Linked DNA regions of Homo sapiens: all the other regions are linked to region 2. Evidence: read pairs that join two places in POLR2A ChIA-PET (ENCODE). Cell type or tissue: Caco-2. All regions are shown on one strand.

Region 1 (2,500 bases), 120 kb after region 2:
TGCTCCCTGCGGGGCTGCTGGAGGCTGGGCGGGGACCTGGGGGTGAGGGGGCCCCACCTGCCACCCTGCGGGAGTCTAACCCCAACTTAACCCTAGGGCACATTGGCCTTCGCCACTCCAGCCGTGTCTCTGGGGAGGAAGGCTCCTGGGGGAAGGTTCCAAAGTCCAGGACCTGCCTGGGAAGCAGCCCGCCACCCCCAGCTTCTCCATCACAACCAGGGAAGAGCAGAGGCAGAGGCTGGAGTCACTGAGATACCAGGGCTCTGAGCAGGCTCCTGGCTGGCATGCATCTCAGGCTCTCCCTTCACCAGCTCGCTGATTCTCAAAAGGATCGACCCCATTTCAACGAGGAAACTGAGGTCTGGGAAAAGGAAGTGGCGTGACCTTGAGTCACATATCCAGTATGTGGCAGTGTGGGGACGGACCCTCATTCCAGACACTGCAGTGACCCCACCTCCCCACGCCAGCCATGACTGCTCCTCTGAGCCTGCATCAGATAGTTGGGCTTCCCACATTCCAGCCACAGTGCCCAGGTCCCCCATAAGGGGGGAGGGGCAGGGCAAGGGCCACTCACTACCTATGTTCACAGCCTCAAAAATTGAGAACCTGTAAGAATTTGGGAAGGGGCTATTAGAAAATCAGTCCTCTCCAGTGGCCGTTCAGGCCTAGGCTCCTCCCCAGAAGACTCTTCCAGTCACCCTCCCCTCCGGGACTCCACCCCCTCTCTCCCACCCCGCCGCAGGGCGAGCTGAGTCAAGCGTGGATGAGTCAGGACTTTCCCATCTCACACCTCCCCCCTTTGCCCCTCAAGAGTCTGCCCCAGCTCCCGAAGACCCCTCCTCCTCCACACACTCACAGTCTCCGAAGACACCTGGAAGGCCTGGTGATGGGAAGCCAAGAGGGCTGATCCCAGCCCAATGCAATTTTAAAGCACCCAGTGAAGGGGGCTTGCTAGTACCAGGCCAGGGGCCCTTGAGGTACGAGAAAGCAAAGGGATGGGGCTCTGGGAACACGTCACCGTGCCTCCCTCTTAGGGGGTTAGGTGGGGAGGGGTAGCAAGCTCACAAACAGGGAGCAGGTGCGAGTCACCTGAGTGGAAGGCCAGGCGCATACCAGGAGAATGAATCGGAGGAGCGGAAGAGGCGGCTTGACAAAGGGCCTGAGATATCCATCCGCTCCCCCACCCCGAGTGACGCGAGGGTAGGAGCTAGCAGCCTAAGGGTTGCTAAGGGTTAAAGTGGACTTGATCCTAGCTGGGGGAGGGAGCTGAGGAAGGCTCAGATGCCCAGAGCCTCCAGGTATGACACACCGGCTCTGCTCCACACACAACTACCACAGGTAGGGCAGGCGTTCACACATCCAGTGGCAACCTGCCTGCTCCTAGCTGCCCCCACGTTGGGAGCCTCTGCTTGGCTCACCAGCTGGCCCAGCAGTGTCACTGCCTAGCTCAAAACCACCCCAAAGAGGCAGTGAGGAAATGTTTTGGAGGGTTCATGCTCCTGAGCTGCCAGGGCCCCCTGTGATGACGTGAAAGCCCAGGACCCTGCTGGGGACAACAGGGCGAACGAGATCCTTGGCCTCTGGCTCAGGGAGATACAGCGCCCGAGACGACAGGGTCCCAAATCCCCTTTCTCCTGGGTGTCAGGACCCCTCAGTCCTCAGAAGCTCTCTCCACCACTCAGGTCACTTCCTCTTCCTGAGGTGGTGACTCAGCGGGCAGGGAGGTCAAGGATTCGTAGCCCAGCAGGAAATCTGCTCAAGGACCAAGGTGCTGCTCTGGGACCCTCGATGTGGGGACTTCCAGGCTTAGGGGGCCTTCCCATGGCCCTGGTTCCTAGTAGCTCTCCACACTTCCCCCGACTCTGTGCCAAAGGAGACCATGCAAATCAGCCATTTTTGCTTGGGAGGTTTTCCCTGGGAGTTTCCAGCCCCACCCCACCTGCAGCCCTAGGGTAATGTCAGACAACCCCAGCTCCACAGGACCAGGGAAACTCCTGGTCCCAGACCTTTCTAGTCTGGGATTGTTGAACAGGGTACTGGGGGGTGATCGGCGGTTTTGCCCATTCTGGCCCACTGTCCCTTCTGGAGCCTGCACAGACAAGTGGCATTGCTTGGACAGGCCTGAGGTCACCTCACTTCTCTTGGCTCCTACAGTCATTGTCAGTGTGGCCGGGCCTTGGGAAGCAATCATGGCCTGGCAGTGGGGTGCCCCCAAAGACAGCTACCCAATCCCCAGCTGCTCCCTCCCACAGGGGGAGGGGTAGAGAGGGGGTGGGGGGCACAAGGAAACAAGACAGGGCAGGAAGCCCAGGCAGGCGGCGGGCACTCTGGGCCAGGCACAAACAACCAACACAGGAAACCACAGCCCACCCCCGCCCACCCCACCCGCCCAAGGCTCTGGGAGAGAGGAGTGCCAAAAGCTTGGTACCCCAACAGAGGCAAGGGCCAGGGGTTAGCCCAGGGCAAGGGAGGAGCAAGAAGCTCTCCAGTCCTCTCTCTG
Region 2 (2,500 bases):
TCAGCGATATCACGCAGTTCACAGAGACTTAGCTGTTTGCAGAGCACTAAGAGGATGAAAAGGGCAACCTCTAAAGACCGAACGATATCATCATTACTGTCCATCATGCACAGTAAGACCTCCTATATCCTTAAATCCAAAATGAGACTATGTGATAACTGCTCCCTTCTTAAACTGAAACCTGCACTGCAGCTTTTTCTCAGAGAAGGAAATATTCCTCCTACCCCTTCCCAATTTAGATTTGCAAGTTTTCTACATTTTCAAAAACAAAAAACAAAAAAACAAAAAACAAACAACAAGAAACGTAGACTAGTTGGGAGGAGCCCCTAGCGGAGTTAATTACAGCACTTCACAGATCGTAGTTAGCAATTGACAGTTTCACACCCAAAACAGTATCGTCATCGCCAACAAGAGCTTTTGTTTGCAAATGCAGCGCAGTTTTTCTAGCTTTGCCTGCAAGTTGGAGTGACTGGGTTTTATTCTGAAGGGAAATGGGGGCTGAGGAAGAGAAAGGAGAGAGATACGGGAAAGAGTCATTGACTAATGACTGGAACCCCGTAACTGAAAGGAAATTTCTTGTCCCCCCGCACCCCGCCCCACGCCCCAAACACACACACTTCTGACCATAAACACAAAAGGTTGGGGCTCTGCAATCTTATCTGCGCAATATGAGCCAGCAACCGCTCCATTAGTAGCAAACAATAGGGACTCCCCCAAGGAGGCCCCAAATGGACCCCCTAAACCAGAAATCCCCCTCCTTTCCTCCAAGAGTCGGGGGCTCCATAAATACCCTCTTGTTATTGACCCGCAAGGCCTACTGCAATCAAGCAGCGGCCGGTTTGCTTCTAAACCGAGCCCTCCAATACAGCATGTCCCTGCCGCCCCCTATAGGGCCGCCTCGTACCCTATAACCTCCACCATCATCCCCCTAAGTCCTTGCCGCCCCCTTCGGCCTCATATTCCCTCATCTTCGATAAAGCTACTCCGAGTACTTAGCCTGTTCCTCCTGCCGACCCTGCTGCGCACCACATTCCTATATTCGCCTCCTCTCAGGCGCTCCCACCCCACACAGCTGCCGACCGCCTTCCTCCCCAGGCCCGGCCAGGCCTTAGGCCTCCGCCCGAGAGTCCCCCAGAGCCGGCCCGGGGGGCTCCCCACAGCCCCCAAAGCACCGCTGACCTCGACCCCACCACCTCACCCCAAGCCTCGCGACTCGGGCCCGTGTCCTACCAACGAGGCCACTCCCGCTCGGCACCCTCGGTCCTTTATTGTTGACTCGAAGCTCCCAAAATGGCGGACGCTCCTTCCTCCTCGGAAACCTCCGCCCGCCCCCACCCAGCCCTCTCGCTACGGCCTCCTCTCGCCCCCGCCCCCGCCCCGCTCCGAGGGGCGCGCAGGCCAGCCGCCCGAGCCGCCGGCTCCCCCGGCTGTCCAGCCCTACCTCCTCCGCTGCCCGCTCTCGTGGCGCCGCCGAAGTCGCCGCCTGGCTGAGCTAACTCGGCTCCTCTGCCCCCTCCCTCGCTCGCCCGTTCGCCCGCCCGCCGCCTCCTCCCTCTTTCCCTGCCTCTCCGCATGGCGGCGACCGCGGCTCCTCCTCCACTCAAGATGGCGAAACCTCGGCCGCCGCGGCTATATTCGCCGCGGCGTCACTGCCTTCCTGGCCTGGTGGTGAGAGGAAGTCGGGCCGCGAAAGCTTCCTGAGGAGAAAATGGAGGGCCCTTCTCTCACACCGACGAGAAAAGTTCGAGGGGGAAATACGAGTTCCTTTCTGAAGGGACAGGACGGCTGCTTTTCCACAGCCGCGACGTGATTGAGAAATGGTGGCTGGCAAGGGTAGGCCTGCCTTCGCCCCTCCAAAGTAAAAATCGGGAGTTGAGACCAGAGGAACATCTCTTTATTACATGACTAAGGATATGTTTTGAAAACTGGCCCCCGGGCAGCTGCTCGGGGACAGGAAGCTGACCTGACTTCTCCAGCTGGCCGGGGAGGCTGATGCCGGGCCTAAGGGGCCGCGTCCGAGCCTCTCGGGGCGCGCCTCCATGCAGGAAGGCGCGGAACTAGCGACCCGGAGACGCCGGGCGCGCGTCTGAGTGTGGGGGCAGGAAGGGGGGCCGACCGGGCCCGGAGGCCGCACCAGGCAGGAGGGAGGACTCCAGAGAGTGCGCGGGGGGCGCTGCGCGGTGGGACGGGGCGAGCCTGTAGGGCGCGCCTGGCGGCGGGTAGGCTCCGGGCTTGAGGGTGCGCCTGGGGGCGCTGGTTGTGGGGGAAGGCACCGGGCTTGAGGGTGCACCTGGGCGGGGGAAGTCTTCGGGCATGAGGGCGCGCCTGCGGGTGGTATGGGGGGGTACACCGAGCTTGAGGGTGCGCCCGGGGGGCTCTCATGTGAAGGGTACCAGGCTTGAGGGCGCCCCTGCGGGGGGCGCAGAGGCACCGAGCTTGAGGGTGCGCCTCGGGGGTCTGCGGGGGGAAGGCACCGGACTTGAGCGTGCGCCGGGAGAGG
Region 3 (2,500 bases), 75 kb before region 2:
GACCAGCCTGACCAACATGGAGAAACCCTGTCTCTACTAAAAATACAAAATTAGCCGGGCATGGTGACACATGCCTGTAATCCCAGCTACTCAGGAGGCTGAGGCAGAAGAATCGCTTGAACCCAGGAGGCAGAGGTTGTGGTGAGCCGAGATCACACCATTGCACTCCAGCCTGGGCAACAACAGCAAAACTCTGTCTCCAAAAAAAAAAAAAAAAAAAAAAAAAAAAACAGTTATCAGTAAAAAAGGAATGTCTGGGTTATGATAAGTGGATGTGGAGATCAAGGTTTTATCATGTAAATGAAGCCTCCATGTAGCAGGCTTCAGAGAGAATAGATTGTAAATGTTTCTTATCAGAGGTAAGGTTTGTGTTGATGTTGATGCTGGAGGGATAATGAGGCATGTCCAACCTCCTTTTCTATCATGGCCTGAACTAGTTTTTCAGGTTAACTTTGGAATGTCTTTGGCCAAGAGGAGGGGTCCATTCAGATGATTAGGGGGGCCTTAGAATTTTATTTTTTATTTACAGCCCCCAAACCCACATCTGCCCCTGCACACAGTGACTGCCCCCGTTACCCTGGGGAATGGCTGCAGATCCCTCTGTGCATATGGGGTGGGAGGGTGAGGGCGTGGGGAAGAGTCACAGGTTACCTGTGGCACATTGCAGGGTCCTTCCCAAAGGGGCCTGGCCTGTCTCAGGCCACAGGCCCTGGATCCCTGCACTAGCTTAGCTCTGAGGCCTGTGTAAAAGGTTGTGAAACCACACTGCAGTGACTTGATTTTCAGGGTTGCCCCATCTTTTGGCTTCCCTGGGCTGCTCTGGAAGAAGAATTGCCTTGGGCTGCACATAAAATACACTAACGATAGCTGATGAGCTAAAAAAAAAAAAAAAATCACAAAAAAATCTCATGATGTTTTAAGAAAGTTTGAGAATTTGCATTGGGCCGCATTCAAGGCTGTCTCGGGACACATGCACTCTGTGGGCTGTGGGTTGGACAAGCTTGATTTAGGTTTTGTTCCACCAGACTGGAGTGTTTCATCCTGCCTGTGTCTAGCAGCATGTTAGAAGGCTGCATTCTCTTAGCAGAGACCCTGTGATTGAGACAGAGCAGGATTCCTCCTTAGAGGCCTGTGGCTGCTCCCCCGACCACCCCAGCATGGAAATAAAACAAAAACCTTGAGTTCCTTCCTTCAAGGGAAATTCCAGGCACCTAGCTGACCTTGAGAAGTAAATGAGCAACTTGATAAGCCAGAAAGTGTGAAAGGAAGAATAAAATCTTGGGAGCCCAAATTCACTATGCCAAAAAGGAAAAGTTAAGTGTGGAAGCTGAGTCACGGGAGGGGGCGGGAACAAGTGCCTTTCCTTTTGTTTCTAAACTGATAGCTGCAGATGGAAGGCCACAGGTGGCCTCCTTCACCCTGACAATGTAAATTAACAGCTTATCTTTGCAGGCGGGGGATGAGGGTAGGTAAGGGACAAGAGGAGACTAGAAATCATCGTCCCCACCCACTCCAAGATAAATGCATATTTGACTGTTTCCTGTACTCTGTTTATTTTGTCTTATGTAAAGTGCCAATTTACCATGTGAGATGAATACAGAATTGACTGTTCCTTTTACCCCCCGCCCCCACCCCCTTTTTTTTTTTTCTTTTTTTGAGACGGAGTCTTGTTCTGTCACCCAGGCTGGAGTGCAGTGGTGTGATCTTGGCTCACTGCAACTTCTGCCTCCCGGGTTCAAGCGATTCTCCTGCCTCAGCCTCCCCAGTAGCTGGGATTACAGGCGTGCATCACCACGCCTGGCTAATTTTTGTATTTTTATTAGAGATGGGGTTTCGCCTTGTTGGCCAGGCTGGTCTCAAACTCCTGACCTCAGGTGATCCTCCCACCTCGGCCTCCCAAAGTGCTGGGATTACAGGCGTGAGCCACCGTGCCCGGCCTTCTACTCCCTTTTTTTCCTGTGCAACATGTGGATTCAGTGAGCTTAAACAAAGCCGCAAAACAAAGTGACCATATCCTCCCTCTTTTTTTTTTTTTTAATGTTCCCTTTCCCCTCCTGCCTGCTTTTTCCCCTTTACTTTTTATTTTTATTTTTTGAGATGGCGTCTCTCTCTGTCACCCAGGCTGGAGTGCAATAGCGTGATCTTGGCTCACTGCAACCTCCGCCTCCCAGGTTCAAGCGATTCTCCTGCCTCAGCTTCCTGAGTAGCTGGGATTACAGGTGCATGCCACCACACTCGGCTAATTTTTGTATTTTTAGTAGAGACAGGGTTTCACCATGTTGGTCAGGCTAGTCTCAAACTCCTGACTTTGTGATCCAGCTGCCTCGGCCTCCCAAAGTGCTGGGATTACAGGCCTGAGCCACTGTGCCCGGCCACTTTCATGCACGTCCGTGTAAAGAGACCACCAAACAGGCTTTGTGTGAGCAATAAAGCTTTTAATCACTTGGGTGCAGGCAGGCTGAGTCCAAAAAGAGAGTCAGTGAAGAGAGATAGGGGTGGG

What was found. ChIA-PET counts read pairs that join two places held together with the same protein. Peaks named below come from ENCODE experiments on the same cell type or tissue, not always from the same donor. Only the 100,000 strongest peaks of a DNase experiment are listed, where the experiment ranks them.
Region 1: POLR2A ChIA-PET joins it to region 2 with 33 read pairs; 32 of 35 experiments call an interaction of 5 or more read pairs at or near these places.
Region 3: POLR2A ChIA-PET joins it to region 2 with 15 read pairs; 15 of 35 experiments call an interaction of 5 or more read pairs at or near these places.

The regions. Positions count from the first base shown.
Region 1 is chr11:118,911,308-118,913,807 of GRCh38, forward strand. The region is part of intron 2 of BCL9L (BCL9 like); the gene reads right to left. Among named protein-coding and RNA genes, the nearest start is that of MIR4492, 1.8 kb to the left of the region's middle. RefSeq lists enhancers at 1-118, 386-1,585, 661-1,202, 1,203-1,744, 2,423-2,500. In Caco-2, no CTCF peak of the experiment used is centred here; DNase peaks (open chromatin) are centred at 114, 734, 1,144 and 1,714; H3K4me3 peaks cover 1,770 bases.
Region 2 is chr11:118,789,657-118,792,156 of GRCh38, forward strand. It overlaps DDX6 (DEAD-box helicase 6), which reads right to left and starts at 1,508. Exons shown (of 14, transcript NM_004397.6): 1 at 1,442-1,508. RefSeq lists enhancers at 108-665, 124-303, 1,614-1,723, 2,340-2,500 and silencers at 504-583, 1,214-1,543, 1,994-2,283. In Caco-2, CTCF peaks have their summits at 916 (motif pointing left) and 1,115; DNase peaks (open chromatin) are centred at 1,005, 1,535 and 2,155; H3K4me3 peaks cover 2,500 bases.
Region 3 is chr11:118,714,656-118,717,155 of GRCh38, forward strand. The region is part of intron 2 of LOC124902766 (endogenous retrovirus group K member 7 Env polyprotein-like); the gene reads right to left. Among named protein-coding and RNA genes, the nearest start is that of TREH, 36 kb to the left of the region's middle. RefSeq lists enhancers at 941-1,746, 1,747-2,500. In Caco-2, no CTCF peak of the experiment used is centred here; DNase peaks (open chromatin) are centred at 427, 696 and 1,426.